Regions from separate parts of the Homo sapiens genome. Here region 2 is linked to region 1. A link is a loop called in an ENCODE intact Hi-C map of the cell type or tissue named here. Cell type or tissue: endothelial cell of umbilical vein. All regions are shown on one strand. Each heading gives the region's core, and the rest is flanking DNA. Links, peaks and the distances in the headings are about the cores only.

Region 1 (14,666 bases), core at 2,770-10,769:
GAGCCGGCAGCCAATGTTCTTCCTTTTTTTCTTTTTCTTTTTTTTTTTTTTCTTTTGAGAAGGAGTCTCACTCTGTTGCCCAGGCCAGAGTACAGCAGCGCGATCTTGACTCACTGCAACCTCTGCCTCCCGGGTTTAAGCAATTCTCCTGCGTCAGCCTCCCGAGTAGCTGAGATGACGGGTGCATACCACCACACCCAGTCCAGCTAACATTTATATTTTCAGTAGGAACAGGGTTTTGCCATGTTGGCCAGGCTGGTCTTGAACTCCTGACCTTTGGTGATCCACCCGTCTTGGCCTCCCAACATGCTGGGATTACAGGAGTGAGCCACGATACCCAGCCTGATGTTCTTCTCAAAAGATGACAAATAAACTCAGCCAGATGCTGGGAGAAGCTATACAGTCAGGTGAGTGAAAGTGTAGCTGTCCTCCTGATCAAAACAGCACAAAGCCAGCTGAACGGACCAGCCCCTCTGGGATCAAGATCTCAGCTGAGGATGCCCAAAGCCAGTGCACCAAATCCACAGGTGCGCTGACTCACCAGAACACTGGGCACAGAAATCACATGGAGGGTCCAGGGGCTTAGGTGGGCAGGGGCAGCAAGTATAGTACAAAGAGCACAGACTCTGGACATAGATCTGAGCCTGAATCCAGCTCTGCCACTTACTCGCCATTTATAAGCCCTAGGCAAGTTCATTAACCTCTTTGAGCTTCAGTTTCTGAACCTGTAAAATGGAGATAAATGCATTACTTGAAAGACTGTTAAAAGAAATAAGAGGAAAAAATATATGTAGAAATAGAAAGTCTAATAGTGTTACCAGGGTCTGGGGAGAGAAGGGAAGAAGGGAAATTGTTGTTTAATGGATACAGTCGTTCAGATTGGCAAGATGAGTAAGTTCTGGAGATGTTTCACAATAATATGAATATACTTACCACCAAACTGTACACTTAAAAATGGTTATGATGGTACATCTTATGTGGTTTGTTTAATCACAATTTAAAAAACATGTAAAGCATAGCATCATCTCACTACAGGTCCTCAATACACAGTATGGGTTCATGGAAAATAGCACTAACAGAATGATATTAATAGCCTCTGCCACCAGATCTGTCTAGCTAACACTTAATTCAGGCCACAATCAGCTTCCTCTCTAACTTTTTCAGGCTGAGAACAGGCCACTCAGCCCACAAACAACAAACTGAAGTCTCAACAAATGCCACCAGTATTCTTATATAGATGAGGCAAAATTTTAGTTGGTGTTTAAAAAAATGTCACTCAGTCCTCAGCATCTTAGCAGAGTTACAGATTTTCCCTGATTCCAAAACCACACAAGCAGCAAAATTACCTCCATTTCCTCTCCCTGCAATGCAACCAGGTCTAGACCCTGAACAAAAAGCAAAGCCTTAGAGCCTATAGTTCAAGAGAGGAGACGATTCATTAACTGATTCAACAAGAACTGACGAAAATCTGTTCTGCCAAACACAATACAAGGTACTGAGGATGCAGAGAGCAATGACGCAGGGGTTGTTAGCCGTCAGAGAGAGACCTTGGCACACGGCTGACCACAAGACAACCTGGGAGTTCCAGAATGCAGAGTCCTGGGCCAGCTAAGTTGCTGGGATGAACCAGTTTCAGTCAAGGTAAGAAAGGTAACGTCCAGGCTGGGCGCGGTGGCTCACACCTGTAATCCCAGCACTTTGGGAGGCCGAGGCGGCCGGATGGCCTGAGGTCAGGAGTTCAAGACCAGCCCAGCCAACATGGTGAAACTCCAACTCTACTAAAAATACAAAAATTAGCCGGGCATGGTGGCACATGCCTGTAGTCCCAGCTACTTGGGAGGCTGAAGCAGGAGAACAGTTTGAACCCGGGGAAGCAGGGGTTGCCGTGAGCTGAGATGGCACCACTGCACTCCAGCCCGGACAACAGAGTAAGACTCCATCTCAAAAAAAAAAAAAAAAGAAAAAGAGAAAAACAAAGGTAATGTTCAATCTTTTCCTGTTCTGTGTGAAGCAGGGAGCCAGAAAGTAGGAGCCACAGCAAGCCCAAGGGATGGAGGGAGGGGTGTCCTGGGTATAAAAGGAGGAAGAAAAAAGATCCTATTGATGGCCATATGGCCTAGCTGCTTACTGTCTCTTGTCAATTTAGAATGTGCCCCACTGGGGGAACAGTCATGATATGAAACCAACCCCCCATGCCCTCAAGGAGCTTCAGTGCAAGAATGCTAGCCAGGAGCCTTCTATTCTAAATGATGCAGACACTAGAATAGCTCCTGGACCTCAGAGGACCAAGCGTGGACACAACCACAGAATGACAAGAATTAGCGGGACTGTAAATAACCTGAGATGAGCCAATGGGGCAGCTGCTTTCTCTTTCCATTTATTTCTCCCCAGGTCAGCAGACCTAACAAGAGCCCCATATTCGTGTGTTTGTACTTATTTTCTAGGCAAAATATAAATGAACAATTAAAAGAGAGGGTGGCAGCTGGGTGCGGTGGCTCACACCTGTAATCCCAGCATTTTGGGAGGCCGAGCTGGGCAGATAACTTGACAGCAGGAGTTCGAGACCAGCCTGGGAAACATGGCAAATCCCCGTCTCTACTAAAAATACAAAAAATTAGCCGGGCATGGTGGTGCACACCTGTAGTCCCAGCTGCTGTGGAGCTGAGGCAGGAGAATCACTTGAACCCAGGAGGCAGAGGTTGCAGTGGGCCGAGATCACGCCACTGCACTCCAGCCTGGTGACAGAGCGAGACTCTGTCTCAAAGAAAAAAAAAAAAAAAAAAGATTTCTAAGACCAGAGAGGTTGACCTCTCCCAGGAGCAGAGGAGAAACTGCGGCCCTGAGATTTGAGGGACTTGATTTAATGTTGTGAGCATGCTGATTTTGCTGCTGGTGGCAAAATTTGAATATATATGAAATACTGTAACAAATTTAAATCATTACAATAAAAGTATTAATGATAATAGCAGTCATAAGGGCCACTCACATTGTGAGCACTTCTGTTTGCCAGGTGTTGTGTGAAGGGCTTTGCACTCACTCACTCATGCAGCAAGACGGTCTCAAAAAAAAAAAAGAAAGAAAGGAGAGTGGCAAAGCAAGGTAGGATGAACAAAAAGGAAGCCGAGACAACCAGCTCATGGACGGCAGAGTCAATACACAGCTTCTAAATAAGGAAGAACTGCGTTTCATAGTATGTCTCCTGGTTTGCATTTAAAAACAACACTAATGCACACAGGCTACAGCAGGTGTTAGGAAATTGAGCTCCCCTAAATCAGTACTTTTAATCATAACCAGATGAAAAATATGAACACCACTGACTTTCCATTTGCACAGCCCTTTACAGTTTGTTTATCAAGTATATTCATGTGCATGACTTCACTGGCCTCCCCAGCTTCGAGAGCCAGGTGGGCAGGGATAAGCGGCCCCACCATCCACGAGAAGGAAGGTGACTCAGACAGTTCACAACGTCACGACTTGCTCAAGGTCACACAGCTGGTAAGGGGTAGGGCAAGAACTCCAATATAGGATCTTTGTCTATAAATTCTGGGCTTTCTCAATACTGCCCTTCCCCAACCTAAGGAAAATAAGTCTTGGGGACTTTGCTTTATCTCAATTAGCAGCCATGAATACACTTGCAAAGTGACAGACTGAAACTCTATAACACTGTGGATAGCGGACAGAGGGATGGGGACAGAGCTGACACTCAACACATCTGAAATGACACCTCCATTACAAAGGGTCGGCTGCTCTACATTCCCTGGAGAATTTCACTTGCTCCTCTGTTTTTCAGATGCATTGCTCTGCAAACTTTGGTTTCCCTGGGTCTTCCTTCTCAGGCCTCTCGTTTCTCCTGAATGATTTCATAATCCTCAACATGTTCTGTCATCGCAGGGAGTTGATGTGAACATGATTACTGGGGTTATGAACCAAGGACTGCGACCTCAATAGGGGAGAGGCAGAAAAAAAACACAGCTAGCCACCAAAATGGATTTCACAGACCTTGGTCACAAGGGGATAAATGAGGGCACCCAGCCCTGCAGCCATCTCTATGCTCCTCTAGCCAGCACTAGTTACTGATTTTATTGCCAGCTTCCTAAACCACCTCCTGATCATCTGTGCAAAAGTTGCAAGGACCTGCTAAACCCCAGCTACAGTAAATCCAAGAACGCTTCGCTTTTGGCTATGGAACCAAGTCCTGAAAAAAAAAAATACACCCACACATGCATGTACACATATGCACATACACACACACAGGTGCTCCCCATCAAGCCCTCATTCTCTTCCAGTCTCATCTACGCTTACAGCCCAGAGCTGGGCAAGCCCAGAGACCCTTTCTTTCATCCTCCCAATTAGAACTGTCTCTCATGATTCCTCAAAGCCTGGCAGCATCCTCTATTGAGATGCTATTGGCATTGGGGTGAGGCAATTCTCTGCTGTGCAGGACTCTCACATGAGAGTGACCCTAGCCCTCCCCCACTAGACGCCAATAGCATCCTCCCCAGTCACTGGGACAACCAAAAATATCCTCCTAATAGCAGTTCCCTCCCTAGTCACTGGAACAACCAAAAATATCCTCCCACATTTCCAGACATCCCCTCCTGGGGCATTATCCTTCACCACAAAGCCTGCCCCATATGTGCATGCTCAGGTATCTCACACACACACACACACACACACACACACACACACACACACACACACACTCACCTACCTACCTCCTTGAAGGTGGGGGCTGTGTCATTCAATTCAACCACCATCTACCTCCCAGGCTCTGTGTTACTCTTGTGGCGTGGCATTGTGAACCAGACATATCCTTCCTCAAGCAGTGTCTGTCTCCATAAAAGCATCAAACACAAATAACCAGGATACAAAGCCGAATAAAACCAACGAGGCCGCAGGACTTGGCGCAGAGAACACCAGGGCAAGTGTCTGCGGTCTGGGGTTGGAGTCCTACCTTGATGTGTGGCCCTGGCCAAGACCCTGGACTTCTTTGAGTCTCTCTTTTCGTATCTGTAAAACGAAACCTTGATCTTTAACTTTCCTTCTTGCTAAAATATTTTAAATGTTCAAGCACGTTTCTTGAACATTATTTTTTTAAGAGAGAAAAGAGGACGGCTGGAACGGAGAGACAAGGGGCTAATCCTGTCTAGGTTCCACAGAGGCGGCAGCATTTGACCTGAAGATTTCCATAAGGCAGTTCCATAACACCGGTATATGAATAACTATAATACAAGCAGGTCATATTCCATGATCACACTTCTGAGGCTTGGGATGTAACTTTTGATGAGAGACTAGTGACTCTGGGTAGCTGAGTTGCTGTGGCATTTGCACAAGGAGGGTGGCTGCTGGCCTATTTGCTGCTCCGATTTCCTTCCCGGAGAATTAGTCCCAGGCAGAGCCTGTGAGAAAGAGCCCCGTGGGAATCCACTCACCCGCCTGGCTCAACTGGTCCCATTCTCAGGAGGCCCTCCCGCCTGGCCTGAGAAGGGAAAGCCAGCTGCTCCGGGAGGGAACTCACTGTGCAATTTTCAACAAAACCCTTCCTCTAAGTTCCATCAACTGTCAACCCTAAAAACACTGCTTAAGATTCAACTGTTAATCTGCACGTGCATCTCACAGACCAAACACTGCCTCACGTCACAGTCCCGGAAAAAAAGTCATTTCCAGATATCATGGAAACGGCTTTTAAAATGTGGCCTCAATAAGGAATCAGAGAAGTAAGAATGGGGAGAGTTCTCTCCGGTAACAGAGCCGCACCTTCCTCTGGCATAGCACAGGAAACTGCCCTAGGATCCTCAATGTCCCACGTCCTGTGACACGAGGGCCCCCCATCCTCTCCAGCCGCCCCTCCTTAGGCCCCGCTTCCATTTCCCCTCCACAATGTCTATTTCAGCTGTATTTCAACCCGCTATCACATTCTCCTGTCCCAGCATTTGACAGAGCCTGAAGATAGCAACAACAGTAACAGTGATGATGATGAAGCCATTTTAAGAAAAGACCAGGATTGAAGAGGACACCTGGCCACAGCGTGGTGTATTCGGCGCTCGGAGCCTGGGCAGCAAATCCCAGCGCCCCGACACTGGATTTCGAGGACACCCCGAGGCAGAGGCGCACTCTGCGGCGGGAGCCAAGGACGCGGAGGGGACGCTCGGGCGGGTCACGTGTTGCGCCGGATCCCCGAAGTGCGCTCGGCCCTGCTGACGTAACTATTCGAGAATTTAAAAGTCCCAAACTCGGAGGAAATCCAGCGCAGAGTTTTATGGCTAGTCCACGCGCCGTCGTGGCCCGCCGGGGATGCCCCCACGCGACCCAGTAGGACCACACGAGCTGGGAAAGAGCCCGGTGGGAAGGCGCGGAGGCCCCCAAGGGCGGGACCCCAACCCTGGCAGGGAGCCTGGTCACGGGCGCCAACCACAACCACGCGCGGGGACCCCAACCGCGAGCGGGAATCCCAGCCACTGGCGCGCGCCCCGAACCACGGGCTTTGACCCCCGCGCTCCCACTCAAGGGAACCAGGCTCCTGGGCAGACACTCTGGGGCCCGCGGTTTCCCCGCAGCCACACTCCTCTGCCAGCAGGGGACCGAATGTGCAGTTAGCCACTTTTCCACCCTCGGCCAGTCCCTGCCGGGGAAAGCCGAAATGAGCTTTGGCCACTTCCAGTACGCCTTTGTCTGGGGGCCAAGGTCCTTCGGGCGCCCATCTTCTGACCCCGGCCGCCCGCCCGTGGCCCCGGCACTTACCCGCCCGGGGAGATAGGGGATGGCCCGCACGGAGCCGCCTTCGTTCGGAGTCGCAACTGCCAAAGAGCCCGGGGGCGCTGGGTTTTCCGAGCCCGGTGGCGGCGCGGCGCGTGGGGTCACCACGGTCCGGTGCGGCCCTGGGACGCAAAGTTTCCCGGGACAACGGCGCAGGGCCGGCGTGGCTCCCCGAAAGGCTCGGGAAAAGTTGCAGCACAAAAGGCCAATGACTGGGCGAGCGGCGGCTGCCGGGCCAGGCTCCTCCCCCAGCTCTGGGCTCTCCGACCCGGGGCAGCGCTCGGCCAGCTGCTCGCGCAGGGCGCCCGCCGCGCTCTCCTCCCCGGCCAGGAATGCGCGGGGCCGGGCGCGCCCAGACGCACCGAGGGGCCCGCGGCCGCAGAGCGGCAGGCGAGAGACGCACGGACCGATGGACGCACAGCCCGGCCGCTGCTCCTGGAGGCGCTGCAGACTTCCAGGAGTCTCTGAGTCATGACAACTTGTTACTGTTCTTAGTTTGTCCACGGCCTTCCCACTACGCATGGCAACGCCGGGAAGGCTGTGGCGTGAGAACGGACTGGGAAGGTCAAGTACCGGCCAGGCGGCCCGCGCTTCCTCTGCGGGGCCGTTGCCCGCCTGAGGCTACCCAGGAGCCTCAGAAAGAAGCTGGGGGTGAAATGGTGCCTCGCTTGTTCCTGGAGCCAAATTCCGGCCCTTTTTTCTTCACCTGTGTGGTATTAATGGCGCTTAACCACAGAAACAGCGCGGGCTGTGCTGGACAGTTTGCAAAACTTGACGTGCGTTCTATTTGGCTGTTGCACACTCTGAAGTCGGCAGAGGCTAAATCCAAACCAATTCCAGCTGCCATATTTCTAGGAGTTATGTATCTATTGGCATGTGAGGTCTGTTTTCCTTTAAGGGCCTAACTAACTCCTTCACTGACATGGACCTCACACCCAGAAGTGGTGCTTACCTGCCAACACCATGGCATATCACCTTTTCTCTAGAAATTTCTGCAGCTAGGCCCCAATCATGAAGAGCCCGTGACTATATATAGACAGCAGGCTTCCCATTTTTAGTGTCACAGAAAGCACTGCTATAGATTATATACTCAGGGACCAAAGGGCATGAGACTCAGAAATTACTCAGCACTTCCTTTCCTCCTCTTAAAGAAACAGATCTTACGAGCCCCTAATGAGGATTCTCTGTAGAATAAAGAAATAGACTGTTACTGCCTTCTGCGAAAATATTGTTTTTTAAATAACGCAGTGCTTCTAAGAGTCACATTTTTTATGGAAACTTAAATAGATTCCTTGTTCACATGCTTATCACAGGTTTCCTCGTATCGTATTAATGTGTCCATTTTACAAGTATGATAACTGAGACCCAAATAGGCTAGTTTAAATGTATACCATCTGCTGTCGGTGAAGAGAGAATGGAAATGCCCAGTCTTCAAGGTTCTTGTGCCCTATAATCCCAGCACTTTGGGAGGCCGAGGTGGACAGATCACGAGGTCAGGAGATTGAGACCATCCTGGCCAACATGGTGAAACCCCGTCTCTACTAAAAATACAAAAAAAAAAATAGCTGGGCATGATGGTGTGTGCCTGTAATCCCAGCTACTCGGGAGGCTGAGGCAGGAGAATAGCTTAAACCAGGGAGTCGGAGGTTGCAGTGAGCCGAGGTTGCACCACCGCACTCCAGCCTGGCGACAGAGCGAGACTCCGTCTCAAACAAAAACAAAAGGTTCTTGTGCCCTGTGGGTCATATCCATTTGTGGTAAAAACATACACCACTCACCACCATGTAAGCTCCAGCACCTCAACTGGGCAACGAGCTAAGATGAACTTGAGGTGCCATCCCGTTCATGTGAAACAGCCCCTCCCAGTTGACAGATGCACATCCTTCAAGACAGAGGAAGGTGCCACTCTGTTTCGAAATCTACTGGTAGGTCTGTATGGTTGGCAAAAGGAAGGCCCCGGCAAGATGGCCACATCTTCATCCCTGGAGTTGTGAATATGTTAAGTTACATGACAAGGGGAATGAAGGTTGTAGATGGAATTAAAGTTGCTAATCACCTGACTTTAAAGTAGGGAGGCTATCCTGGAGTATCCAGGTGGACCCAATGTCATCATGAAGGTCCTTTAATTGGAAGGAGGAGGAAGAAGAGAGTCAGAGAAAGAGATGTGGCTATGGAAGCACAGTGAGCGAGAGATTAGAAGATGCTGACTTTGAAGATGAAGGAAGGGACCACGAGCCAGGGAATGTGAGTGGCTTCTAGAAGCTGGAAAAAGCACGAATGTGGATTTTTCCTCGAGGGCTTCCAGAAAGGAACACAACACTACCGAAACCTTGATTTTACCTCAGTGAGACCCATGTTAGACATTTCACCTACACAGCTCCTAGTAAAATAAATTTGTGTTGTCTTAAGCCAAAATTACTAGTTTTGTGGTAATTTATTATGGCAATCACAGGAAACTAATGCAGTAGGTACCTGGTTATTACTGTGACTTAATCCCTTCTTTGAAGGATTTTAAGAAGATAGCTAGGATTTCATTCACATCTCCAGAGTCTAAGGTCATTCACTGCAGGAGAACCACTCTGGTCGAGGAAGGCTGACCTCGGCACCTCTGTGAGGAATGACTGAACTCAGGCAGTGCAGTGGTCTTGGGCAGCCAGCATTCGGACACAGCCATAGTCCCATGTAGGACCAACTCATTAGAAGATGAAGTCAGGGGCTCCTAATATCATACAGTACTGAGCCTCAAATCCTGCCACACGACAGAAATACGTCGATATCAGAAACTCTCGGCCAACCCACACATCTCTGATCCTAGCCACGACCAGAAATCTTGCCTGGATAGTGAACCTAGAGCTACAGTAAATGTGCACTGCCATCCCCTCCTGCTCCAAGTCAGGGTAACAATGCAGTAATGGTACAGAGGAGGAAAGATGCAGGCTTGTGCGGTCTTGGGATACCTGGAATCTACTGAAGACTGACTTGCAGGCAGCAACACGTGCCTTAGAAATTGCATCCATGGCTGAATCTTTACTTCCCAAGGATTCTTTTTGCCTGAGTACCAGGCTATGGTTCTGCATCAGGGTGGTCTATATATGTGTTTACAGCAAGGCCCTAGTACAGTAGCTGCTAAACTATCTTCTGCAGAGTCCTAGGGTTTCTGGAGTTATCTTAAAGGCATCCATAGCACCTGCAAAGAGAGCTGTTTGACTTTTGTCATATCTTTAAGTTCTACATAAGATTTTGTTTGGAGAAGAGGTTCATTCGGAGGGAAGGGGAAAAAAAGAAAATGTGAAAACACACTAATTTTATAGAGAACTTATGCTGAAACCCAAAGAAGGAGATGGACTTACCCAGGGTCAAAGGCGGCATAGCGACAGAGCAAGCCCCTGGAATGCAGACTTTAAAAAACTTAAGTGGAGAGAACCGGATAAGGCACCCTATGTATAACACCCAGATCCAACATGATCAAATTATGGCTAATTCCATTTTATCCACAATCCCACTTTCCCTCTGCTACCCAGATTGTTTTGAAGCAAATGCCAGATAGCATCACTGCATCAGTTAATATTTCTGTCTGAATCTCTAAAGGCAAGAGCTGGAAAGGGAATTTCTGAAGTCAAAGTCTTCATTCTTCTTGGGCCCCCAGCCTCTGCTCAACAGGACTAGCATTGCTGAAGGGACATCTATGACATGAAAATATCAATAGGAGACAACCACGAACCCCAGGCTGTGGGACTGAAACTCAGTGCCAATAAGACTCACCGGGTTAATGTTAAAATGCAAATTCCTGGGCCTGGCTCCCGGGCATTCTGATTCAGTACGTCAGGAAAGGGGTTCAGAAATGTGCATTTTATCAGGGAAATGCAAATCAAAACCACCTCATTCCTGCAAGAATGTACTCTCAAAAAATTAAAAAATAATAGATGCTTGTGTGGATAAGATGAAAAGGGAACACTTTGAATGTAAACCAGTACAACCACTATACAAAACAGTGTAGAGACTCCTTAAAGAAGATCTACCATTCGATCCAGCAATCCCACTCCTGGCTATCTACCCAGAGGAAAAGAAGTCATTACATGAAAAAAGATACTTGTACATGCATGTTTACAGCAGCACAATTTGCAACTGAAAAAATATGAAACCAGCTCAAATGCCCATCAATTAACAAGTGGATAAAGAAAATGTAGGCCAGGCGCCATGGCTCATGCCTGTAATCCCAGCACTCTGGGAGGCCGAGGTGGGCGGATCACGAGGTCAGGAGTTTGAGACCAACCTGGCCAACGTGGTGAAACCCCATCTCTACTAAAAATACAAAAAATTAGCCAGGCGTGGTGGCGCGTGCCTATAATCGCAGCTACTCGGGAGGCTGAGGTAGGAGAATCACTTGAACCCGGGAGGCAGAGGCTGCAGTGAGCCGGGATCGCACCATTGCACTCCAGCCTGGTGACGCAGCGAGACTCAAGAAAAGAAAAAAAGAAGACCGGGCGATGGCTCACACCTGTAATCCCAGCACTTTGGGAGGCCGAAGCAGGTGGATCATGAGTCAAGAGATTGAGAACATCCTGGCCAACATGGTGAAACCTCGTCTCTACTAAACATACAAAAATTAGCTGGGCATGGTGGCACGTGCCTGTAATCCCAGCTACTCAGGAGGCTGAGGTAGGAGAATCACTTGAACCTGGGAGGCAGAGGTTGCAGTGAGCCAAGATCGCACCATTGCACTCCACCCTGGGTGACAAGACTAGAACTCCATCTCAAAAAAAAAAAAAAAAAAAAGAAAATATGACATACACATATATATATACACACACACACATAGAGAGAGAGAGAAAGAGAGAGCGCGCGCGCATGGAATACTACTCAGCCATAAAAAGGAATAAAATAATGGCATTTGCAGCAACATGGATGGAATTGGAGACCATTATTCTAAGTGAAGTAACTCAGAAATGAAAAACAAAACATTGTATGTTCTCATTCATAAGTGGGAGCTAAGCTATGTGGACACAAAGGCATAAGAATTATATAATTGGCCGGGCACAGTGGCTCACGCCTGTAATCTCAGCACTTTGGGAGGCTGAGGCGGGTGGATCACGAGGTCAGGAGATCGAGACCATCCTGGCTAACATGGTGAAACCCCATCTCTACTAAAAATACAAAAAATTAGCCGGGCGTGGTGGTGGGTGCCTGTAGTCCCAGCTACTCGGGAGGCTGAGGAGGGAGAATGGCGTGAACCCAGGAGGCGGAGCTTGCAGTGAGCCAAGATCGCACCACTGCACTCCAGTCTGGGCAACAGTGAGACTCCGTCTCAAAAAAAAAAAAAGAAAAAAGAAAAAAAAAATATATATATATATATATAATGGACTTTGGGGTCTTGGGGGAAAGGGTGGGAGGGGGGTGAGGGATATAGACTACACACTGGGTACGGTGTACACTGCTTAGGTGGCAGGGGCACCAAAATCTCAGAAATCACCACTAAAGAACTTATGCATGTAACCAAACACCACCTGCTCCCCAAAAACCTATTGAAATATATATATATATATGTTTTAAAAAAGAAATGTGCATTCTAGCAAGCATATTTTAAATAATTCTTTTTTAAAAAATTATTATTATTATTTTGTTTGTTTGAGACAGAATCTTCTCATTTTCTCACCCAGGGTGGAGTGCAACAGTGTGATCTGGGCTCACTGCAACCTCCGCCTCCCAGGTTCAAGCGATTCTCCTTTCTCAGCCTCCCAAGTAGCTGGGATTACAGGCACCTGACACCACACCTGGCTAATTTTTGTATTTTTAGTAGAGACGGGGTTTCACCATGTTGGCCAGGCTGGTCTCGAACTCCTGACCTCAAGTGATCCACCTGCCTCGGCCTCCCAAAGTGCTGGGATTAGACGTGTGACCTCAAGTGATCCACGCGCCTCGGCCTCCCAAAGTGCTGGGATTAGAAGCATGAGCCACCGCACCCAGCCTGTAGATAATTCTGATGGAGATGCTTTTCAGAGCACACTTGGAGAAATTGAATCGAAGTTTTATGGCCAGCATTATTGGTTGCTTTCAAAACTGCTGTTCTTCCTCCTTGTTTCCTTACTTTTGTTTAAATAATTGGGTTAGGCATGGTCCTGTTACACACCCTTGGCCAATGAAACAGAAGAGAAAATCAGCAGGCCTTCTGGAGATAGTTTTCTCACTCTTTGGAAGAGACACAAGACAGCATGGCTCCTGACCATCAGGGGTCTTCCTGCCTCTTGACATTGTCATGCGAGGGCGCAGTGCCTGGAGCTGCTGCAGCCAGCTTGAAACGATGAGGGGAGCATCTGGCCACACACTGAATGTGGGTAGAGAGGAAAATGAAAAGGGCCTGGGTCTTTCCTCAATGATGTCGCTGAACTAATGAATTACACAACCTTGGACTTCCTGCTGGTGCAATGATAAACCTATGATTGTTGAAGCTTTCTTGTATTGGGTGGTCTGTTACTTGTAGCCAAAAGCATCTTCAAAGGGCTGTCAACTGTGGTGCTGAGAAGCACTCATATGGTAGATACTAAACCTAAGGCTTCAGAAAGGAATGAAAGACCACAAAGCACATCATCATTTGCCAAAGGAGTCCTGCAGAATACAAAAGGCAAATCAGTGCCTAGGAAGTAACTGTGGCCCTGTCCACCAAATAATGCTTTGCTATGCATTTGCAGCTTCCTTTAAAATTATGTTGTAGCAACAATACTTTGCTTTTGCTGAGAAGTGGAAAGCCACATAGAAATGAGAAGCCAGGCTAGAAACCTGTGCTCAATTTGCCTGACACAGAAATAACCATTAATGGTTCAAATACCCACCAGCATCTGCAATCACCCTCTGAGTGCCCATATGGAACTGAAAAAATGTGAAATTAGCCCAAATGCTCATCAATCAGTAAGTGGATAAAAATGTTTAAGACAGGGGCCGGGCGCGGTGGCTCACACCTGTAATCCCAGCACTTTGGGAGGCTGAGGTAGGCAGATCACCTGAGGTCAGGAGTTGGAGACCAACCTGGCGAACATGGCAAAACCCCGTCTCTACTAAAAATACAAAAATTAGCCAGGCATGGTGGTGGACGCCTGTAAACCCAGCCACTGGGGAGGCTGAGGCAGGAGAATCGCTTGAACCCAGGAGGCGGAGGCTGCAGTGAGCCGAAATCACACCACTGTACTCCAGCCTGGGCAACAAGAGCGAGACCCCATCTCAAAAAAAAAAAAAAAATGTATATGTATATACATACACACACACACACACACACACACACAGAGAGAGAAAATGTTTATGACAGGCCAGGCGCAGTGGCTCACGCCTGTAATCCCAGCACTTTGGGAGGCTGCGGCGGGCAGATCACCTGAGGTGAGGAGTTCGAGACCAACCTGGCCAACGTGGTGAAACCCCATCTCTACTAAAAATAAAAAAAAATTAGCCAGGTGTGGTGGTGGGCACCTGTAATCCCAGCTACTTGGGAGGCTGGGGCAGGAAAATCGCTCGAACCCGGGAAGCAGAGGTTGCAGTGAGCTGAGATTGTGCCATTGCACTCCAGCCTGGGTGAGAAGAGCAAGACTCCATCTCAAAAAAAAAAAAAGTGTTTAAGACAGGACGCTACGTGGAAAGACAGGCACATGCTGGAGAGGCAAGAAGCAGGAATACGGAACCAAAACACCAGCAGACACCAGGTACAGTCAGAGTTCAGAGCAGGAAGAACCTGAGGTTATGATGTATATTAGGGAAAGTAACTTCAGGAGGCTGAAGGAAACCTCCATTCCATCGAATGGCTCACTTCTGCCCCACTGGATCAAGGGCCTCTCCCCTGATCACTTCCCCCTCCATCCCAGACTGCCAATGCCCAATTTCATCCCTTATCAATCCTGGGAAATGAGGCCAGAGACTGGAAGCATCCA
Region 2 (14,666 bases), core at 3,245-11,244, 71 kb before region 1:
CAGGAGTAGGCCCACTGTACACACATCTAAGGTCTTCAGAAACGTCCTGCCTAGCCAGGTATCGTGGTGCACACTTGTAATCCCAGCTACGTGGAGGCAGACTCAGGAGGATCGCTTCGTCCAGGAGTTTGAGACTGCAGCAAGCTATGATCGCACAACTATACTCCAGACTGAATGACAGAGCGAGACCTCGACTCTTAAAAAAAAAAAAGGGTCCTGGCTGCCAGACAGCAGGCCCATTTTACAGATGAGACAATTAGGCATTAGAGGTGCAAATTCCTTTGCCAGAGGCCGTATGGTTACTAAATGATGGAAGCTAAGTCTCAAATCCAGAACTGCCTGTCTCTAAAATCTGTGCCCTTTTCGCTACATCTGTGGCTTCCAAACATTTTCAGCAAGCTCAATTTACAATATGCTTGTAATAGCATTTTACGATATGTAATGTAATAGCAATTTACAATATGCTTGTATAAGGTCCATCATCGAGAGCAATTAAGTTGTTTGGAGGAACTCAAAAACCTGACACTGGGGGCTGGAGACATGAGGTAGCCGGATGCCCGTTGGTTTCTCCCCCCGCTGCACATCACTGGGAAGAGTCCTGAGATGCACCCATGAGTCATCACAAACAGCCCCTGATTTTTAACGGCCTGTCCTGTGTTCATGCAATAATTTTTAATAAGGCAGACAGGGCAGGAGGGTCAACCAGCTGTACCAACCGAATTAATCTATCCGTACCAGGCAATCAATGTGCTAATGGTATCCAATAGCACACAGTGCGGTGTGTACAACCAAGCAGGAAAGAGGGAACAACGTAACCCCAGGTGGGGACAGACTGTGCTGGCCACGAAAACAGGACCCTGCCGAGCTCCTCGACTGTGTACTAGTTCGGCTTAAAAACGTTTTTTCAAGTACTTTCTTGGTCTCTAGAGTCCCACAGAGCACAGTCGGAAAAGCTCTGCTCCACACAATGCTGAATTAAACACCTCCACAGCTGACACACCGTGTGAAAGAAGGGCGTGGAAATTGGCCCCAAAGCAAGAGTCAGGTAGCTGGAAAATGCAGACCCTAAGAGCCTATTTCCCTGTATTTGTGATCTGGTTTAAATATTTTCAGGTTTTTACTTCTATGAACTACGACAACAAAATAGTTTAAGATCAGCATCCACACACATACATAATATACACATACACACATATATACACCCATATGTGAACATGTGAGTATATCTCTAACTAAAACATAAGCATCTTGTAATAAAGAGGTACTATAGATATGGTTCCCAGTATATCATTAAATGGTTACATTTGCTCAAGTTTTACTGGAGATAATTTAAGGGCTTGAAATAATAAATTGCAAAGGCCATAAAATCTTGGAAGTTGGAAGAAAATTTAGAGATCATATCCTATTCCAACACACTTATCCCAGCTAAAGCCCAGAGAGCTAAAGTGGCTCGCCCAAGGTAACCAGCCCATTCATGACAGCTAGAGCTGGAAATTCCATAGAACCAGGCCTACCTTCATGGAGCACTGCCTCCAAACAAGAGCCTTTGCTCTAAATACAACACTCATCCTGGAAATCTAAAGTTTATATAACATTTGAATGTTACCTGATTATCAAGAAACAATTCCTTCTTGAGCATTGCTTAAGGGGAAGAGGATACTTCCATATTCGAATCCAGGTCAATTCCTTAGAATTCCACTTTGCAGCTCCCAACATGAAAGTGATCTGGGAACTGGAGGGAGGGTCTTGGGACCACTCCTCAGAGTGAAAGAACACAGTGCAGGCCAAAGACAGGGGCTTCCTTCTTCTGAGCTCCCCTCCTCCTCCCACCTCTTTTTCCCTTGAAGACCAAGCCCAGGTAAAAGCAACAGCTCTGGACAAAAGCCCTGGTCGGGGAAAGCCAGCCAGCATTGTCCAGGCTGAAAGAGCAGCTGCCATCCCTGAAGAGAGAGGGAGACCTTCCAGAAACAAAACTGAGCCCTCGGCGACAGATCAGACAGTCTCATTCATCTCTTCATCTTGTGTAAGGGTTTGAGGACTCTGTGAGTAAATGGATATTTTTGAAACTGCGCATGCTAGATTCTATTCAACAAAATATTCCGCTGAATGAGACCTTCAGATAGTCTTGCCAATAAAAGCTTTCCCCTCCCCAATCTCTGCACACACACACACCTCGCTGGCATAAAACAGTATGATCAGACCGGTCATTTTTTTTAAGGGCTGACAAACTGATCTTTCACTTCAATTCATCCATCCTGCATATACAAAAGGAATTGCTCTGTTGTATCAATATTTAGCTAAATAAGAACATGATTTCAACACAAGCAAATGCCAAGACCCATCTTGGACGGTCAGGTGACTGAGAAGCAGCCAGCCAGGTACTGCCTTCCATGAACAAACACCAAGCTAGCTCTGGCAAGCCAGGCTGCTAGAATTTTCCAGGCTGACACCTACGGCTGCCTCGCGAAAAATCAAAGCAGATGACAACACATTTACCCCGAGATTCCCAGCAGGTCCTATTTTCAGAATCAAGTAGCTATCACTTCGTGGCTATGTTGTGATGTTACTGGGGTTCCCGGGGCGCTGGCCATCGCCGTCCTGACCATCGCTAGGTTATAGCAGCAGCATGACCAAGTGGAAAGAGCACTGCAGATTGAGGAGTCCCATGCCTGGGTTATGGCCAGGTGTTAATTGAATACAGTTGCAAGAAACAGGAACCCAATTCTGAATTTAAACTAAAGCATGGTCAGGCACCGTGGCTCATGCCTGTAATCCCAGCACTTTGGGAGGCCAAGGCAGGCAGATGACCTGAGGTCAGGAGTTCAAGACCAGCCTGGCCAATATGGTGAAACCCATCTCTACTAAAAAAAAAGAAAAATACAAAGATTAGCCAGGCGTGGTGGCGCATGCCTGTAGTCCCAGCTACTTGGGAGGCCGAGGCAAGAGAATTGTTTGAACCCGGGAGGCAGAGGTTGTAGTGAGCCAAGATCACACCACTGCACTCCAGCCTGGATGATAGGGCGAGACTCTATCTCAAAAAAATAAATAAATAAATAAATAAACTAAAGCAAGAATGGGATTTACTGAAAACCCAAGGAGGCTAAGGAACCACATCTGAAGAGACAGAAATGAGGGCACTTCAGTCCTCCAACCATTTTCTGGATCTCAGCTCACGGTTTAACTTCCAGGGAGGGAGTATCTACTTGGCTCCTCTTGGGTCTCTTGGCTGGAAGAGGGTAGGGAACCTTAACAAAGGAGCAACCTGCTGAGACTCAACAGAATGGGGAGACAGACTTCCCCAAAAGGCAGGCAGGATGTGGAAGGGAGGGCAAGCAGTCCACAAACAACCATAGTCTACTACAGGATGCCTCCCAGCTCCCCTTGACAAGCACATGACCTTAGGCAAGACACCTGACCTCCCAGGCCCTGGGACTGTCACATAAATGGGGATATTAATGACCATAAGGATAATGCCTCCCCATTATTATTGCAGCTCTGATCTGCCCTTGGCCTCCAAGCATTAGAAATTTGGGGAAATAAGGGCTGGGCACCGCGGCTCACACCTATAATCCCAGCACTTTGGAAGCCCGAGGTGGGACGAATTACCTGAGATCAGGAGTTCCAGACCAGCCTGGCCAAGGTGGAGAAACCCTGTCTCTACTAAAACTACAAAAATTAGCTGGGCGTGGTGGCAGGCGCCTGTAATTCCAGCTACTCACGGGGCTGAGGCATGAGAATCACTTGAACCTGGGAGGCAGAGATTGCAGTGAGCCAAGGTCACACCACTGCACTCCAGTCTGGGCGACAGAGCGAGACTCTGTCTCAGAAAAAAAAAAGAAAGAAAGAAAAGAAATTTGGGGAAATGTAATTCTGCTAGCAAGCAGACCAAGTCCTCTATTTTACTTGGTCAAAGCTGCTGAGCTGGACAGGAAAGAGACCCTGGAGGCCAGGAACAAACTGTGGCTGGTGCTAAGCCAGGCCACCTGTGGACACCAGAGTGTACCGAAGAAAGGGCGAGCTCCGGGTAGTGCTGAGGTCAACTTCATCCTCCCCTCAAGGGGCACACAACCAGGTCCAGGGCCAAGGGACTGCTTCCAGAATGAAGGGGGCTCAGTGTGGCACTGTGCCCATGTGGGTGTGCATACATGTGTCTGCTGAAACTCACTCCTCACTCCCCAACACAAACATACTTAGTTTTGAAATTGGCTTATTTGTGACAATACCAGGTTCCTCGCAAAAGAGAAGTGACTTTCTAGTGGCTGAGGGCCCACTGCAGGAAGCGCAGAGTGACACTAAGCCGGCCCCCACACCCTGGGCTCATGATTTCACCGATTTGTAACTAGATCCTGCTACGCCTTCCTGGAGAAAGGCCAGACTGAATCAAGTGTCAGGAGAAATAAAGAAAAAAGAGCCTCGGACCACCCTTTTGGTTTCCTTGCCTTCGCACACAGATCTCCCCAAAATCTCTTTGTAGCTAAACTCCTTGATTAACTTAAATTGGAATCTTAAAACTCAGGTTTGGCCGGGGGCGGTGTCACATGCCTGCAATCCCAGGACTTTGGGAGGCCACGGTGGGCAGATCACTTGAGGCCAGGAGTTCGAGGCCAGCCTGGCCAACATGGTGAAACCCCATCTCTACTAAAAATATAAAAATTAGCCAGGTATGGTGGCGGGCACCTGTAATTCCAGCTACTCAGGAGGCTGAGGCAGGAGAATTACTTAAACCCAGAGGCAGAGGTTGCAGTGAGCAGAGATCATGCCACTGCACTCCAGCCTGGGTGACAGAGCAAGACTCTGTTTCAAAAAATAAATAAATAAATAAACTCATTTTATCCCCCCAGAGACTGAGTCTTGCTCGTCACCTAGACTGGAGTACGGTGGCACAGTCACAGCTCACTGTAACCTCAAACTCTTGGGCTCACGAGATCCTCCTGCCTCAGCCTCCCGAGTAAGCTGGGACCACAGCTGTGTGCCACTACACCCTGCTGGTCTCAAACGACCCTCCTGCCTCGGTCTCCCAAAATGCTGGGATTATAGGCATGAGCTACTGGGCCTGACCACTAAAGTGAGATTCTTAAAAAATATAATAGAAACTGAGTTACTTGGCCAGGCGTGGTGGCTCACACCTGTAATCCCAGCACTTTGGGAGGCCAAGGCGGGTGGATCACCTGAAGTCAGGAGTTTGAGACCAGCCAGGCCAACATGACAAAACCCTGTCTCTACTAAAAATACAAAAATTAGCCAGGCGTACTGGTGGGCACCTGTAATCCCAGCTACTCGGGAGGCTGAGGCGGGAGAATAGCTTGCCCAGGAGGTGGAGGTTGAGGTGAGCCGAGATCACACCACTGCACTCCGGCCTGGGCAACAAGAGCGAAATTCCACCTCAAAAAAGGAAGAAAGGAAAATGAGTTACTTATGAATACTAATAAGAAAAGAATATAAAACTGAATTCAAAAAGACACAGAAGGAGCTTTCAACAAGTTGTCATTAAAGTCCTTGTATTTTCTCTAGAGAGGAGAATTACAGTAACATCCTACCTATTCACAAGCCACTTAACAAGCAAACCAGTACCCCCTTACCCATCTGAAACACAACCAGGACCCCAGAAAACACAAACATTTCTGTTCAACCAAGTCATGTGACACAGAGCTTGCACTAAAGGATCCTGCACATTACTCAATAAAAAGCTCCACCTGGTCTTCTCTGAAAAAACACACTTAGCCTTCTCTTACAGTCTAGTCTAATAGGTTTGGTATCTGGTTTCAGAATCCAAATTAAATGAGAAGGGGCAGGGTAATGTTGGAGGCAGGCACATAGATAGCACTGATAAAGAGTATGGCCAGGTGCGGTGGCTCATGCCTGCAATCCCAGGACTTTGGGAGGCTGAGGCGGGTGGACCGCTAGAGGTCAGGAGTTCGAGACCAGCCTGGCCAACATGGAGAAACCCCATCTCTACTAAAAATACAAAAAGTAGCTGGGCATGGTGGCATGTGCCTGTAATCCCAGCTACTCAGGAGGCTGAGGCAGGGGAATCACCTGAATGAACCCAGGAGGCGGAGGTTGTAGTGAGCCAAGATCGCGCCATTGCACTCTAGCCTGGACAACAAGAGCAAAACTCAAAACTCCATCTCAAAAAAAAAAAAAAAGAAAGAAAAGAGTATGTGATAGGCCAGGCACAGTGGCTCACTCCTGTAATCCCGGCACTTTGGGAGGCCGAGGCAGGAGGATTGCTTGAGCCCAGGAGTTCCAGATCAGCCTGAGCCACATGATGAGATCCCAGCTCTACTAAAAAAAAAAAAAAAAAAAAAAAAGAATAAGTGACAGAGGAGACGGAAAAACCATAAAGAAGATGCAAGAAATCAAAGAGCAGTCAGCTCTGGCCAACCACTAGAGCTTCCCCAAGCACCTGGCAGGGGACAGACCCCCCATCGCTATCACCCCTCAGTAACATAATGGCTGTTAACGAAGGTGAGTGGGATTGCATGTACAATCAGGATAACTCCCAGTTAGGTGATAAGTAGGAAAAAAAACCCAGCAAATTAAGAAATGTGTATATAATATGAGCTTATTTCAGATAATTATATATAAACTTACACAAAGATACCTAAATACATATGTATATTCACGTACACAGATGTCTATGTACAGACACACACACATAAAAGCAACACATAGGTGCTGTTTATGTAAGTCAGAAAAAGATATTTAAACACGGGTACCAGCAACAAGGTTGCCTTCGTACAAGGGAGGATGCAGGCCCCAACAAGGCAGAGCTCAGCCACACTGCTGGGGACGCAGGGGTCTCCCCAGATGTGCTCAGCAAGTTCTTCCAAATCTCATCCAGGTCCTGGATACAATACACGGAACCCAGCTGGGATCCGGTTAGCTGGATTTTGTCCAGGGCAACATGGATTAAGGGAAGGAGCCAACAAGGAGTTTGGAAGAAACAGAGGAGTGACAAAAATGTAGCTGTCCCCCTCTGCACTGGCCAGGGAAGACACACCCACCAGGGCACCCCCCCACCCCCAGGCTGTATTATCAGGGGTGCCTCGGGGACCCCCTCCAAGTGCTCCCCCAGCCAGCAAGACACATCCATTCTGCATCGGAGGCTGATGTTCCACACTCACCAAGTGTCCTTCCGATTCCAAGTGTGGTTTCTCAGGCAGGTACCCAAGGACCAGGATGGGGGTGCCTCAGCCAGGGGCTGCGAAGTGTCAGGAATGGGAATAACCCCACGGCCGCTCACCTCAGCTGACATGTTACCGTCCCTCAGAGCTTCCTCATGACTGATCCTTACAACAGGAGAGGCACATGGGTATCATTCCCTGACTATTCACGGTTTCAGAAGGACCTATTTATTCCCCATCACCTGCGGGCACCTGGGCTGGTGAACCAGACAGATAAGCTCCCACTCTCAAGATGCTCAAGTCCTCCTGGGTTCTGAGGATGAGAACTTGGAGCCAAGCGGTTCAGCATCTTGCCTGAGAGCTCAGAACCACTCAGGGGCAAGGGCAGAGCCAAGACAGGCATACGTGTCTTCTGAGCCTCAGCCTGACCCAACTGCCCTCCCCACTCACGGAGGCTCCTGTATGTGAACAGGCTGGAGTCCTTATTTGCAAATCAGTCTCCAGTAGGTTTGGCAGCTGCAGTTTCCCAGAGCAACCTCTCCTCCAGGGGAACGAATCAGCAGAGTTTCTGCATCTAGATCCATAGCAGCCCACGGGGGCAGCCAGCCAGGACCTCCACCCTATTCTTTTGGCCCTTTCGCTCATACAAACAAGGAGGGGGTGTCTCACATGTCTATGCCATGCCATCCCAGCTGCAAAGGCCTGAGATTCTTGGAACCCGCAGGGAGTGACATGGGAAGGCTGTCACATGGAGGTCTTCCCAGACCTCTGCAGGAAAGTCAGGTCAACCCTGAATTCTGTTACTCTCATTACTCACATCCTGGGCAAAGGGCAACACCATCATAGAGCCAACGGGAGACTGAGAGGATGACTAATCTCAGGGTGGACTCTTGCAAACAGGAGGCCACAGGATTCAGAGCAGGAGCAGGTATGGCCTTAGAATCCTGGCTCCTAAGCCCCCACCCCCTGTTGTTTTTTTTGTTTGTTTTTTTGTTTTTTTTGAGACAGAGTCTCACTCTGTTACCCAGGCTGGAGTGCAGTGGCGCAATCTTGGCTCACTGCAACCTCTGCCTCCCAGGTTCAAGTGATTCTCATCCCTCAGCCACCCGACTAGCTGGGATTACAGGCACGTGCCACCACGCCCATCTAACTTTTTGTATTTTTGGTAGAGATGGGGTTTCGCCATCTTGGCCAGGCTGGTCTCGAACTCCTGGCCTCAAGCGATCCACCCACCTTGGCCTCCGAAAGAGCCAGGATTACAGATATGAGCTTAGAAGCCACCAGGCCCGACCTGGCTCCTAAGCTGTTTACATCGAATGTATCTTCACCTATGTGTCTCTGTGTGTCTTTGAACCTGCCTCTGACTCTACCTGCGCCTGAGTCTCCGCCTCTTGTATATCTACCTTTCTTTCTCCACGCCATGCCCCCTCACTCTTCTCCCTATCTAGTCAAAATGAAGAAAAGCACATCTGGAAGCTGCCCTGCTGATGAGAATCCCGCTTATTCCAGCAATAATTAAAGCTCACGTGTTTTGACTTTATAACTCGTCATTTAGTTTTGCCTTAAAAGCGGTACTTCAACACCTTGCAAATATGGGGAAAGGATTTGAAGGCTCTTAGTGCACAGGACAATCACGCCCCTGCATTCATCTCTTGGTAATGTTTCTCTCCGTGGAAACCCATTACTGAGTCCTGCTGAGAAGTCATTGTTTTTAACAAACACAGACACACCTTACATGCAGTTTGCAAACCAGTTGGCTAAATCCCAAGCAACTCAGAAATCGTGGTGAGCTCCTGGTGGGAGCCAAGCAGCTGGAATTTTAATCAGGCATCACACCCTCCCTGCCATGGATAACATGCTCCTGAATGAGGCCTTCAGAGGCCTGAAGCTTTGCCTGATTCAGAGAGAACCTGCGTCCAGAGCAGGTTTCATGTTTGGTCTATTTCACGCATCCAAAAATTGATAGTTCTCAGGGTCCTGCCCAGAGTAGCTGCTCAACAAATACCTCCCACAGCGTTTCTCCCTAATCAAAAAGGCAAACTCTCCAGAGTTCTTTCCCTGCTCTGCTAAATATGGCAACCTGTGGTCTACTGTGTGTCTCAACGAGTCTCAATCATGATTTGGCACATAGAAATAAAGTGAGCAAACCCAGATGTGGGATGGAGAAGCTACAACAGCTTAGTAGAAAGCCTGAAAATCTAGAAAGTCTTAAAAGCTTATTTTCTACTGCAGTCTGCAAGCAGTGCAATAAAGCAGTACAATCACGAGGAAGGAAGACTTAAATCTTTTGTTCCTTTCTTCTAACCTCTTTACATGATAAAAAAAAGAAAAAGAATAGCTGGTAAACAGCACACTAATTGTAGGGAATAAGTATTGTTCAATGCCTTGAAAATGTGCTTTTCCTGCTTCCGATGTTTTCACACTGTTCTCTCATACATAATGCAGCATCCTCAACTCACTCTTTAACCCACTTATTAAAAATTCTGAAATGATAAAGTCTAAATTAAAGCACTTAATATACGAATTACACGATTCTGACATCTTGTAGGAGAAAACAGCACCACAGCCATCAAATATGAGCATCAACTGATCTGGTTCCAAATTCATGAGAGGTGAGTAACTTTGGACAGGTTACTTAACATCCCTGGACCTCAGTTTCTTTGTCTATGCAATGGGCAACAGTAGGTAGTAGATGGGTTGCTTTCAGAGCTGAGTTTATATTTGTAAAGCACCTTGCACAATCCCAGGCACTTAGAAGGTATTTACTGGCTCCAGTCCTCAAAGTGTTAAAATTCTACCACCAAAATTATTGCATCTTTCACCTTAACACAATAAAGAAACATAAAGCACGGCCATGCTCCCAGTAGCCAGGGGACAGCTGTACCAATGATTCATGAGTTTACAGAGCGATGCAAAAAGAATGTGATTTTCTTGCTCTTCCCACACATCCAACAATGCCCCCTCCAACATGCACACACAGACACATACTGCTAAAGTGGCTGTGGGCGAGGAATTGTAAAACTAAGCAATAAATTTCACTTGAATATTTACTGAATTAATTCACAGCCACTCAAGAGAGAAACTGTAATCAGCCAAACAGAAGAAGGGCTGGCTGGCATTGTTTGTTCTAGGCTCTAGGATGCCTTAAAATTTCTCCCTCTTGGCCGGGCGCGGTGGCTCATGCCTGTAATCCCAGCACTTTGGGAGGCTGAGGTGGGTGGATCACCTGAGGTCAGGAGTTCAAGACCAGCCTGGGCAACATGGTGAAACCCTGTCTCTACTAAAAATATAAAAATTAGGTGGACATGGGGGCGCGTGCCTGTAATCCCAGCTGAGGCAGGAGAGGCTGAGGCAGGAGAATCGCTTGAGCCTGGGAGGCAGAGGTTTGCAGTGAGCCGAGACTGCGCCATTGCACTCCATCCAGCCTCGGCAACAGAGCGAGACTCCGTCTCAAAAAAAATAAAAAATAAAATAAGTTATTCCTCTTGCACTCCCTGGGAAGGGAGGCTTCTCAAAGCTGAGACATGAAGAGTGAAAAAAGAGTCAGTCATTAGAACTCGAGGGAAGAGGCCGGGTGCGGTGGCTCATGCCTGTAATCCCAGCACTTCGGGACGCCGAGGCAGGTGGATCACAAGGTCAGGAGATCGAGACCATCCTGGCTAACATGGTGAAACCTCGTTTCTACCAAAAACACAAAAAAATTAGCCGGGTGTGGTGGCGGGCGCCTGTAGTCCCAGCTACTCGGGAGGCTGAGGCAGGAGAATGGCGTGAACCTGGGAAGCGGAGCTTGCAGTGAGCTGAAATTGCGCCACTGCACTCCAGCCTGGGCGACAAAGCCAGACTATTAACCCAAAAAAAAAAAAAAAGAACTGGGGGGAAGAAAGTTTCAGGCAGGGAGAACAAAAAGATGAAGAGCCCTGAGGTGGGAGGGGGAAGGAGGGTGGCAGGTTCAAGGAATGGGCTTCAGGCCATTTAAGAAAACAAAGCAGGCAACGAGGAGAAAGTTTGCCAGGAGACCCAAGAAGCAGGTAACAATGACAATGACCTGGCCTCGCTGAGACCCATGAGGAGTCTGAAAGCCACTGAGGGTTACACGGGGAAAGGACTCGCCTGTTTTTTTGGAGACACCGTCTCACTCTGTTGCCCAGGCTGGAGTGCAGTGGCGCAATCATGGCTCACTGCAGCCTCGACCTCTTGGGCTCAAGCGATCCTCTGAACCTCAGCCTCCTGAGTAACTGGGACCATGGATACACGCCACCACTCCCGGCTATATTTTTTTTTTATTTTTTGTAGAGATGGTGGCTCCCTATGCTACCCAGGCTGGTCTCAAACTACTGAGCTCAAGTGATCCTGTCGCCTCAGCCTCCCAAATAACTGGGACTACAGGTGTAAGCCACCACGTCTGCTAATTTTTTAAAAACATTTTTTGTAGAAACAAGGGCTCCCAATGTTTCCCAGGCTGGTCTCAAACTTCTGGGCTCAAGTGATCCTCCTGCCTCGGCTTCCTAAAGTGTTGGGGTTACAGGCATGAGCCCCCAGGCCTGGCCCCTGAGTTGTTTTTAGAAGGCCATTCTGACAGCTGTAACAACAGCAGCAGGAGCAGGAGTGGAAGAAGGGTATGGAGCTTGCTCGCCTCCAAGGTGAGAAGTGGCCGGGTTTGTGTCACACATAAAAGTAGGGGTTAAAGTGAAGGGCATCAAGGAAAGATCTGAGATCCCAGCATGTACTTTTGCAAAGTTTTGGCTAAAAAAGGCATTGCTTTTTACTTGCGCTATAATTGATACCAGGAAGATAATAGCTTTTTCTTAATTCCAAGAGATTCTGAATCCTTTATATACTGGTTGATTGAAGAGTAACAAAAATGTCAGAGCCATAATCAGTGGTTTAAATACGACAAGGCAGATAAGTAATCTCAGATTTCAATTACATATCAGAGCTCTAATGAGCAGATACAATTTCCCACATCACATAAGCATCACAGTCTCAAGGTTAAGAGTTTAAATAGATGCTCAGACCTGACCTTCTTGCTGACGAACTACTCAATTTCATGATAAAAGAAACAGGATAAGGTATTGAAACTGACAGCAGTCACCTGGCTTTTCCTCTTCATCATGATTTTCAGCCCTGACTTATAAACATGCTTCAGCGTTTTGTTACTTTCATGGCAAGGTGTTCAAGAGCAGCTTTGTGCTTTGTTTTCTCAAAGGCTCCAAGTTTTCCATTATCTCAATGTTCCTGCTACTTAAAAGTCATGCTTCTGGTTTCACTTGGAATTGTAATGTAAATTGCTTTAAAAACAGTAGGGGTTTATCCTGTGTTTTGTTTTGTTGAGACAGGGTCTCACTCTGCCCAGCCTGGAGTGCAGTGGCCTGATCACCACTCACTGCAGCCTCAAACTTTAAGGCTCAGGTGATCCTCCCACCTCAGCCTCCGAGTAGCTGGGACTACAGGCGCACAACCCCATGGCTGATTTTTTGTAATTTTAGTAGAGACGAGGTTTCACCATGTTGGCCAGACTGGTCCCAAATTCCTGGCCTTAAGTGATCCACCTGCCTTGGCCTCTCAAAGTGCTGGGATTACAGGCGTGAGCCACTGCGCCTGACCCTTTATCCTGTTTTCTTAACTCAGCACAGGATGCGCTGATCAAACATCAGAAATAACGAAGAACTGGCAGGGCGCGGTGGCTCATGCCTGTAATCCCAGCACTTTGGGAGGTCTAGGAGGGCAGATCACCTGAGGTCGGGAGTTTGAGAGCAGCCTGACCAACATGAGGAAACCTTGCCTCTACTAAAAATACAAAACTTAGCCACGTGTGGTGGTGTGTGCCTGTGATCCCAGATACTAGGGAGGCTGAAGCAGGAGAATCGCTTGGACCTGGGAGGTGGAGGTTGCAGTGAACAAAGATCACGACACTGCACTCCAGCCTAGGCGACAAGAGCAAGACTGTCTCAAAAAAAAAAAAAAAAGAAAGAAAGAAAAAAACCCTTATAAAAGAGGCCGTACAGAGACCCCTCACTCCTGCCACCATGCAAGGACACAGCAAGAAGGTGCTATGAGCCAGAAAGCAGGCTTTCGCCATAAGCCAAATCTAACTTCATCTAAGACTTCCCAGCCTCCAAAACTGTTAGAAATAAATTTATGTTATTTATAAGCCACTCAATTTATGGGATTTTGTTGTAGCAGCCCAAAAAGTCTAAGATATCCAGAGGTGAGCTCAGCTATCCTATCATTGTATATTAAATGTTGTCCATCTTCGATCTTGGCAGACTTGCTTACTGACACCTGAACCCAGGGTAAATCCAGGGTTCAGGGGCCTCTCAGAGGCATGAAATGCTGCTCCTTCACCTCCTCAGTGAATCTGGGGCATGTTGTTCTACCCAGGATCTGGAGCTTCTAGCAGGGACCATGGCAGTTCTGGAAGGGCCATTCCCAAGTTTCGCCCCTGTACACCTCTGAAATCCACACTCCCAATTCTTTCTGCGACAGAATAATCCTGTTTGTTTGCGATCACAGATCATGGCCCCAGAGGCTTGGGCCTTATCTCCTCCCCAGCTTCATTCTCCTGCTGCTCAGAAAACCTTTCACCTCTGAGCCATCCACTCCCTGGGCCATCATTTTATTATTTTAGAGACAGGTCTCACTATGTTACCCAGGCTGGAATGCAGTGGCTATTCACAGGTGCAATCATTGTGCCCTGTAGCCTTGAACTCCTGGGCTCAAGTGACCCTCCTGCCTCAGCCTCCCAAGCAGCTGGGATTATAGGTTCATGCCATCATCCCTGCAACTCCATCCTCCCATCATTATAATTTTTAAAAGGCCCTGTGCACAAACATCTCATTGTTTTTCAAACTGCATCTTCCAAATGCAGTTGACTTTCTCTCTGTTCCAGCCTCCCTCCACTGCTCCTTCCAAAATGAGAATGCTTTATCTGAAATTCTTAAATTCCTACTGCCCTCCTTTTCTGTGTTGGGGCTCGGGACAATACCACCCCAAAATGCAACTGTAGGAGGCCAGAATATACCACCCCAAACTATACTTGTCATATTTGGGGCTGGTTATTCTGAGAAACTGCAGACACAGGAGTGGCTCTGAAAAGCTGCCCTTTTGTAAAACACAATGATATCCATCAAGAAAATCTACATTAGTAAAGTATCTCTATCAGGACTGGGGCTGCTCCAGGCAACTGTGATGTACCAAGAGATTTTATGGGCATAACAAGACCACATTTACTCACCCTACACTTCCTCCCCTCACTCTTCCATAACTTGTCTCCACCACCCACCAGAAGCCCCAGGTCCCTATTCCTTTCTGTGGCTCAGGGGGCTATATAAGCTTCCCTCTTCGGACCCTTCTTTTGAGTCTCATATTTTGTGGGACTCCCAGGCATATACACATAATTACTGTGTTTTTTCTCCTGTTAATCTATTTTATGTCCATTTAATTTGTAGCCCAGCCAAAGAACCTAGGTGGGTGGAGGAAGCCAGTTTTCCATCTCCCACATTTGCTGACTTGCTGTGACTAATCTCATTCAAATTCTGG

Evidence for each region. Hi-C counts contacts between places; a loop is a spot of excess contacts. Peaks named below come from ENCODE experiments on the same cell type or tissue, not always from the same donor. Only the 100,000 strongest peaks of a DNase experiment are listed, where the experiment ranks them.
Region 2: it touches region 1 in a loop (4-fold over the local background); 2 of 110 quality-filtered maps call a loop at or near these places.

The regions. Positions count from the first base shown.
Region 1 is chr10:122,105,309-122,119,974 of GRCh38, reverse strand. All of the region lies in intron 5 of TACC2 (transforming acidic coiled-coil containing protein 2), which reads right to left. Among named protein-coding and RNA genes, the nearest start is that of TACC2, 120 kb to the right of the region's middle. In endothelial cell of umbilical vein, for the core only: CTCF peaks have their summits at 6,554 and 7,189; DNase peaks (open chromatin) are centred at 3,394, 6,194, 7,154, 7,844 and 2 weaker places; H3K4me3 peaks cover 2,271 bases; H3K27ac peaks cover 4,683 bases.
Region 2 is chr10:122,176,667-122,191,332 of GRCh38, reverse strand. The region is part of intron 7 of TACC2 (transforming acidic coiled-coil containing protein 2); the gene reads right to left. Among named protein-coding and RNA genes, the nearest start is that of BTBD16, 87 kb to the left of the region's middle. RefSeq lists enhancers at 10,460-10,997, 12,074-12,611. In endothelial cell of umbilical vein, for the core only: no CTCF peak of the experiment used is centred there; a DNase peak (open chromatin) is centred at 7,872; H3K27ac peaks cover 1,774 bases.